Regions from separate parts of the Homo sapiens genome. Here region 2 is linked to region 1. A link is a contact called in ENCODE Hi-C or POLR2A ChIA-PET data. All regions are on one chromosome and are shown on one strand. The core of a region is the stretch at or near the end of the contact, and the rest is flanking DNA. Distances in the headings are between cores, read along the strand shown. Region 1 has its middle 61 kb from the start of FBXO28. Region 2 has its middle 22 kb from the start of WDR26.

Region 1 (3,885 bases), core at 239-2,738:
AGATCAGCCTGGGCAACATGGCAAAACCCCATCTCTACCAAAAATACAAAAAAATTAGCCAGGCTGGCCGGGCACAGTGGCCCACGCTTGTAATCCCAGCACTTTAGGGGGCCGAGGCGGGTGGATCACTTGAGGTCAGGAGTTTGAGACCAGCCTGGCCAACATGGTGAAACCCCGTCTCTACTAAAAATACAAAAATTAGCCCGGCGTGATGGCGGGTGCCTGTAATCCCAGCTACTGGGGAGGCTAAGGCAGGAGAATCGCTTGAACCCGGGAAGAGGTTACAGTGAGCCGAGATTGCGCCATTGCACTCCAGCCTGGGCGACGAGCAAAACTCTGTCTCAAAAAATAAAAATAAAAAATAAAAAAATTAGCTGGGCGTGGTGGTGTGCGCCTGTAGCTACTCAGGAGGCTGAGGTGGGAGGATCCCTTGAGCTTGGGAGGTGGAGGTTGAAGGGAAGTGGAGGTTGCAGGGAGGTAGAGGTTGCAGGGAGGTAGAGGTTGCAAGGTGCCAAGATTGCACAACTGCACTCCAGCCTGGGCAACAGAGCAAGACCCTGTCTCAATAAGTAAATAAATAATAAAATACTGTATAAAATTACCTTCAGGCTATGTATATAAGATGTATATGAAACAAATTAATTTCATGCTTAGACTTGGGTCCCAGCTCCAAGATATCTCATTATGCAAATATTCCAAAATCTGAAAAAGTCCAAAATCTGAAACACTTCTGGTCCTAAGCATTTCTGATAAAGGATACTCAAGCTATATCTCTATCTTCTTTCCTCTGAAAATGCCACATGCAGAATTCATTACTATTGCATGTGAATGAGCAAGATTTAGCATTTAAATAGTCAAAACCATCCCTTTGCTTCAGCACATCCTCTAATTCTTCTCCAGAAACATGGCAATATACATATTTTGTTATTAAACAATAACAATGATAACTGTTTGATTCACAAAGACAAATATGTGTTTTGTTTCACTATCTTTTTTTAGTGACTCATTCATTATTGAACACTATTCCCATCATTCAGTCAACTCTTGAATATCCTTTGAGATAGTTTGAGTAATTAAAATAGCAGCATTTAATTTCAGGTCTATTTTTGATAGAATTATTATTAGTACCCTCAGCGAGGTCTCTCTGCCTGAAAGACAGCTCCCCCCTCCCTCCCACCAAGTGACAAGTCCTGATATGACATTAAAAACGCATGAATCCCAGCTGCTCGGGAGGCTGAGATGGAAGAATCACTTAAGCCCAGGAGGTCGAGGCTGCAGTCAGCTATGATCACGCCACCGCACTCCAGCCTGGGCAACAGAGGTATACCCTGTCTCTAAAATAATAATAATAATAATAATAATAATAAGTAAAAAGCATTTTAAAAGATAAGGAAAGTCTCTTTCAAAAGGAACTTCTGGACACTGACACCTGACTCCCTGGGCTTTTGTTTGATTCCCTTTTCCGCTGAGGTCTACTTCCTGATTACTCAGCTGACCATTCCTCATCTATTTGTCATGAAAGTGAGTGGATCACAGCAGAAGCTCAAAAAACATGAGTCCCTCCTCTTCCCATCCATTTGGACCAGCATGCCTGTGTAAAGGCCAGAAGTGTGAAACAGGATGGCAAGCACCAGTTGTACATTAGAATGCAGGATGTGAATGAAAGAAGGCATTAAGGGGGGGATCAGGCCCCTCCTCCCCATCTTTGGGTCCACCTGTGGCTTTGGTAAGTCCCAGGACCAGAGTATGCCCTTCATGACCCCATCCACCTTAACACCTGCTACTCAAAGATGGGGTTTCACCAGCCCTTCAGTCCATCTTCTCCAGCCTGGGCTTAGTCAGGAGATGTTTCAAAGCCTTCTTCCTTAAATTCATCTTGCCACAGTACTATCATTATTTACTTTTCCCAAACAAATTGAAAATGAGAAGGTGTGTCCAAAAGGAAACTTGGAAACAGAGACACCAAAAAAATTCAGGTAATGCATGGCACTCGCCTAAGAAGTCCTTCCACTTAACTGGATTCCAACACATTGGTTATTCTTTGTTTCCCTGGTTCTTATACTGCTTGTCAACGATCAAAACGTCAGAAAATAATTAACATCATCAACAGCAGGACAAACTGACAGTTATGAGTTTCCTGATGTACAGCCCCAGGAAGGATGAACCACCACTTCCGGCTATTGTCACCATGTTCTCATGTATAGCCTGAATCTCATCATGAGAAAACATGAAACAAACCCAAACGGAGAGACAGTCTCTAAAACTACAGGCCTACACACCTAACAGCAAGGTCATGAAAAATAAACCAAAGCTGAGGAGTTGTTCCAGATTAAAGGAGACTAAAGAGTCATCTCAAGGAGATTATTAAGACAAGTGGTAAAATTTGAACAGGGACTGTATATTAGATAACAATATTATATCTAGGTTAAATTTCCTGAATTTTCTAATTGAGCCACGGTGATAGGGTTTGGCTCTGTGTCCCCACCCAAATCTCATGTCGAATTGTAATCCCTGCATGTCGGAGGAGGGGCCTGGTGGGAGGTGATTGGATCATGGGGACAGACTTCCCCCTTGCTGTTCTCGTGATAGAGTAATCACAAGATCTGGTTGTTTGAAAGTGCATAGCACTTTCCCCTTCACTCTCTCTCTCTCCTGCCTCACCATGGTAAAACACACTTGCTTCCCCTTCACCTTCCTCCCTGATTGTAAGTTTCTGAAGCCTCCCAGTCATGTTTCCTGTACAGCCTGCAGAACTGTGAGTCAATGAAACCTCTTTTCTTCATAAATTACCCAGTCTTAGGTAATTCTTCATAGCAGCCTGAGAACAGACTAATACATGTAGTTATGCAGGAGAACGTTCTTAGGAGATTTCTGCTAAAGTATTTTGACATAGAAGGGCACCAATCATTTAGGAAAAAAGTAATGTGAATACGTAGAGAGTAATAACATAGGGAGTGATAGGCAAATGTGGCAAAATGTTAAGAATTGGGGTAAAGCAATGTGGAAATTTTTTTCATAACACTGCTGTAAGTTTGGGATTATTTCTAGAAAGAGAAAAGAGAAAACACAAAAATGGAACATTCAAAAATCAGATCCTTCACCTCTATTTTCTGATAGATTATTCATGTAAGAAAAGGTGAGAGTTTACCTGCAACTCTCCTATCAGTAGCATTTTTAAGTTGAGTAGTAATAGTGATCATTGGGAAAGGGATTCGGTTATTTGGTTACATGGACTGTATGAGTTCATTTTCACACTGCTATGAAGAAATACACGAGACTGGGTAGTTTACAAAGGAAAGAAATTTAGTTGACTCACAGATCCACATGGCTGAGGAGGCCTTGGGAAACTTACAATCATGGTGAATGGGGAAACAAACAAGTCCTTCTTCACATGGTAGCAGGAGAGAGAAGAAGTGCCAGCAGGGGGAATGCCAGACGTTTATAAAACCATCAGATCTCATGGTACTCACTCATTATCATGAGAATGGCATGGGGTGGAACCACCCCCATGATCTAATTACCTTCCAAGAGGTCACTCCCCCAACATGTGGGGATTACAATTTGGATTACAATTCAAGATGAGATTTGGGTGGGGACACAGAGCCAGACCATACCGTGGGTCTACCAGCTTTTTTCCCTCATTAGAGAGAAGGCATTGATTTGCCTCATAGGTTCTCCTAATTAATCCTGAGGTCCTGTACCCATCTGGTCCAATGGAGAGTTTGCCCTTCTATGTTCACAAATAATAGTAGTGGATGAGCCAGGCGCGGTGGCTCACGCTTGTAATCCCAGCACTTTGGGAGGCCGAGGCCAGTGGATCACCTGAGGTCAGGAGTTTGAGACCAGCCTGGACAACATGGTGAAACCCCGCCTCTACTAAAAATA
Region 2 (4,121 bases), core at 943-3,442, 400 kb after region 1:
TGCAGGGCTTGGAGGTGGAGTCGCTTGTGGAAGGATTAACTAGAGGGAGGAGTCACTGTCATTAGGATACCATACACATGGCAAAACCAAATATAACCACCCACCTCCTCTGACTCACCTACTTAAAGCATGAATAACCTGGAGGGGGTGGTGGCAAGCAGGTACAGAGATGCTCCTTGACTTTCAGTAGGTTTGTATCTCAATAAACCCATTGTAAGTAGAAAATATTGTAAGTCGAAAATGCATTTAATCCACCTAACCTACAGAACTTCATAGCTTAGCCTAGCCTACCTTAAACGTGCTCAGAACACTACAGTAGCCTACAGTTGGGCAAAATCATCTAACACAAAGCCTATTATATAATAATGTCGAATATTATGTAATTGAATACTGTACAGAAAGTAAAAAAACAGAATGGTTGTATGGGTACTCAAAGTATGGTTTCTACTGAATGTGTATTGCTTTCACACCATCATAAAGTTGAAAAATTGTAAGCTGAACCATCATAGGTCAGGGACCATCTGTATTTGAATGAGTGAGGTGGGGGCCTGAATCCACCCTCCTCCTCCTCTCACCACCCCATCCTCAGGATACACATAGACCAGTGAAGTCTGTCTTGGCCTTGTGAAACCCTTACCATCTGAATGGCCTAATGAAGTAGAACTTGTGACTGATAGGAAGACTTTGGAGAGGTTTGGAATGTTCTTTGACTTACCAGGAATCTAGTAGACCCAGGATTATCCAAATGTCACCAAACAGTGAGTTCAGTGCCCAGAGGGGAGGCCCATTATTAACCCTTCCTTGAGGTAGACACACCCAGTGTAGATGAGGGTGATGCTGGGTGGTCCCTGCCCAAGGCTTAGTCTGACCCTACTCAGGAAGGGGATATAATAGGAATAGCATTATGAGAGGTTCTTTCTGTTCTGTACCCCTTATGTGTTATAAGATAATGGAGGAAAATCTCAGTTGCCAAACCTGTGTCGGCCACATTAAAGCAACAGTTACTATATCAGTCATGGTAAATGAATGGTGGTCCAGGTATAAACATTGTTTTACCCCTTGATATTTTTATATGAAGCATTTGGCTTGAACCTTATGTTTGAAACATCAAACATAGTGTATTGTCATATTGAATATGAATACTACCAGTGTTTTAATAATAACTGACATTATATTTGTGGCACCACAGGTGTATCATTTTAAATTCTCTATATATAGCATTTAAAGTGTATAGTGACTAAAGTAATTACTGTTGCTTCATGTGGTGAATATGGGATGTGCCAGTTTAGCAGATGTGGTTACTCAACTCACATAAAAAGGTCACCTTAATCTGTCAGAAATCGTGGAAGTCACATCTCAAGTAGGATTGAAACATGCATAATATGGTCCATGAAGAGGGCACTCTTTTCTTCCCTGCTCCCCTCTCCTCACACCACCTCCTGCTTCTTTTCACAAGCTCTGCATTGTTCTGCATAGCAACGTTCCATCCACAAAAAGCTCCAGTGTGTAGGGGGTCTGAATCCTGTCTGATCCCTTCCCTAGCCCCATAGCTCAGACATGAGATGTGGTCCAGGGAGCAGCCTAGACAAGTGCCAATGGGACATGTAAAGATTCCCCTTTCTTTTCTTTCTTTAAGTGTTTTTTGGAGACAGGGTCTCACTTTGTTGCCTGGGCTGGAGTGCGGTGGTGCAGTCACGGCTCACAGTAGCCTGGACCTCCCGGGCTCGAGCCATCCTCCCACCTCAGCTTCCCAAGCAGTTGGGACAATAAGTGCGTGCCACCACACCCAGCTAATTTTTGTATTTTTTGTAGAGATAGGATTGTACCGTGTTGCTCAGGCTGGTCTCAAACCCCTGGCCTCATGAGATCCTCCCACCTCGGCCTCCGAAAGTGCCGGGATTACAGGCATGAGCCACTGTGCCCGGCCAAAGATTCCCCCTGTCTTTTTGACACTCTTCAGCTGTGCCCTCCCAGGGAAGACATTAGCTCACTCTGCAGCCACTTGTGCCATTCTCGTGCCCTCCTTGCACAAGGCCTTGTCGTAACTGCTTCACTCTCCTGGTCTGCCAGTGCAGGTATCAGTGATCCAAGAAGATACAGGAAGAGGCTTGTGTGGGAGTCGCCTGGAGCCCTCCATGGTATGTTGGCTCTACAAGAGCTAGGCATGTGGTGCCAGGGCGTGGGAGCAGCAAGGCCACCCCGCTCAGGCCTCTGCCCTGGAGGAAGGGTGGTGTAACTGCCCCTGGACGACAGCCTGGATGTGGCGAGGGGAGACGGTCCACACCCTGCTCTCAAGCATGGAGGTCGAATGTTTCTAGGTCAGCAGCTCAGGACAGCAGGCAGGTCAGGCCTGGTAGAGGAAGTGCATGTGAGGAGTCAGTGGGAAGTGAGTAAGAGATGGTGGTGGTAAACTAGGAGGTGCTCCTACAAACAGAATTGGATTTTCCCTTTTAAAACAAGGATGGCCGTAGCTGAGCCCTCCTCTCTCTCTCTGTGTGTGTGTGTGTGTGTGTGTGTGTGTGTGTGTGTGTGTGTCCGTGTCCTCTTCTGTTCTCCGCCCCTACTGAAGGAAGGAGATAGCTCTGGCTTCCAAAAGTAGCCTTGCAGCTGTAGGAGGACTGACTCTGCCTAGCCTTTACATTTCCCATGTAAAATTTAACAGTGCTTTCACAGAGCTTCTCTAAAGATCAAAGGGTACCCAACTGAATGGGAATCTGTGGTCTGGGGATTTTTTTTTTTTTTTTTTTTTTGTCTGTAGCTTCCCTTCCTCCCTCCCTGCAACACTAAGTAGACGAAATATTGGGCCAAAGGGCCAAGGAATCCTGTTAAGGGAGGAATCTCGCGGTCTCATTTCCAGCCAGGCACTTTTCTGTTCTTGTAACTTTCCAGTCGTAATTTGGGGATTACTGTTGATAACTCTGACACCTGGTGGTCATTTCAAAAACTGCACTCTGGAAGAATTAAACGTTCACTTTTATCATTTTTAGTTGTTTTTCCACCTCCAATGTCAGTGTCAATAATATGCATTTTATAAATTAGTGATTATTGTTAGTTGAATGATCTATAAGTAAAATCCTTGCACATGCATTCAACAGAATACACTAGGATAGAAAATTTCTGAAAGGTATACCAGAAGCTATACATGGTGGTCCCTAGAGAGTGCAGCTAGGTGTGGGGAGGAAGCAGACTTATTTTACTTTATGCCAGTTAGTGCCCTTTGAAATGGTCTTAAACAGAAATAGTGTATTACTGTAATAATTATAGTGAAGTACTGCACTTGGGCAGGATATTCCCTTCCAGGGCTCCTACCCTCTCCTGATTTTGCATCCAGGGACGTCCTCTGTGCTTTTGAATGTATTAAGGAGTGACGTACGGCTGGATTCACTCTGATCTCATTCACTGACAGTGGTGGGAGAGCCCAGAGCTGAGTAGAAACTGGTTCTGGGGCATCGTGTGGCTAGGGTGCCAAAGCCGAGAAAGGTCCCGTAGTCCCTGTGTGGTCAGCAGGGAAGGCAGCAGTGCTCTGTCAGTATTGATTCTTCAGGGGCAGGCTGCCCACTTACCAAAGTTATGCTTAGCAGAGGGGCTCTGGCTCACTCCCCGTCCCTCATCCTACCAGGTGTGAGGCTGCCAGGAGCCGATCGCACAAGGCTTGGCAAGGCAGATGCTCCCCAGCTCCTGACATCAGAGAGAAGGGCTGGGATTGTGGCCTGCGGTTGGTGGGCAGGAGAGCCTGGTCTGATGACAGCAACCACCCTTTGACTACCTTCTCTGTGGCTGTTACTGTCTGATTCCAACCTTCCACTGTTGAACAGACCTCCTACCACTTTCCTACTACTCCCCCTAATGATAACATACTGAACTCACTTTTATGAATTTGTTGAGACCTTACCACTTTTCAAGTGTGTGTTCAGGAACAGCAAACTTTTGTCTTGCTTGGATCCACCCACATACCCAAATCACCATGGGTATCAGACACACTGGGTAGCTGAGTGCTCAGAGGAAGATGCGAGGTATTCAGGGAAAGTGTCAGTGGGGTCTCCCAGTGCCTGTTTGGTCCACAGTTAGGAGAGGCCCTGCTTGCACTTCTAATACAGTCCCGGAAAGACGGGGCCAGAACT

What was found. A loop is a pair of places that touch in the nucleus more often than their neighbours do. ChIA-PET counts read pairs that join two places held with the same protein, here RNA polymerase II (POLR2A). Pooled maps may share reads with other maps.
Region 2: a pooled map shows a loop between it and region 1 (2.4-fold over the local background). The contact joins two enhancer-like sites. A Hi-C loop is called at or near these places in 2 of 50 pooled maps. POLR2A ChIA-PET finds 5 or more read pairs at or near these places in 3 of 52 experiments (A673, MCF 10A and activated T-cell).

The regions. Positions count from the first base shown.
Region 1 is chr1:224,051,488-224,055,372 of GRCh38, forward strand. No RefSeq gene overlaps it. Among named protein-coding and RNA genes, the nearest start is that of FBXO28, 61 kb to the right of the region's middle. Within about 2 kb of position 1,489, at least 2 of the 41 ENCODE cell types and tissues checked have a DNase peak (open chromatin) inside an H3K27ac peak, as active enhancers do.
Region 2 is chr1:224,454,784-224,458,904 of GRCh38, forward strand. It overlaps a transcript of CNIH3 not described here. Among named protein-coding and RNA genes, the nearest start is that of WDR26, 22 kb to the left of the region's middle. Within about 2 kb of position 2,193, at least 32 of the 41 ENCODE cell types and tissues checked have a DNase peak (open chromatin) inside an H3K27ac peak, as active enhancers do.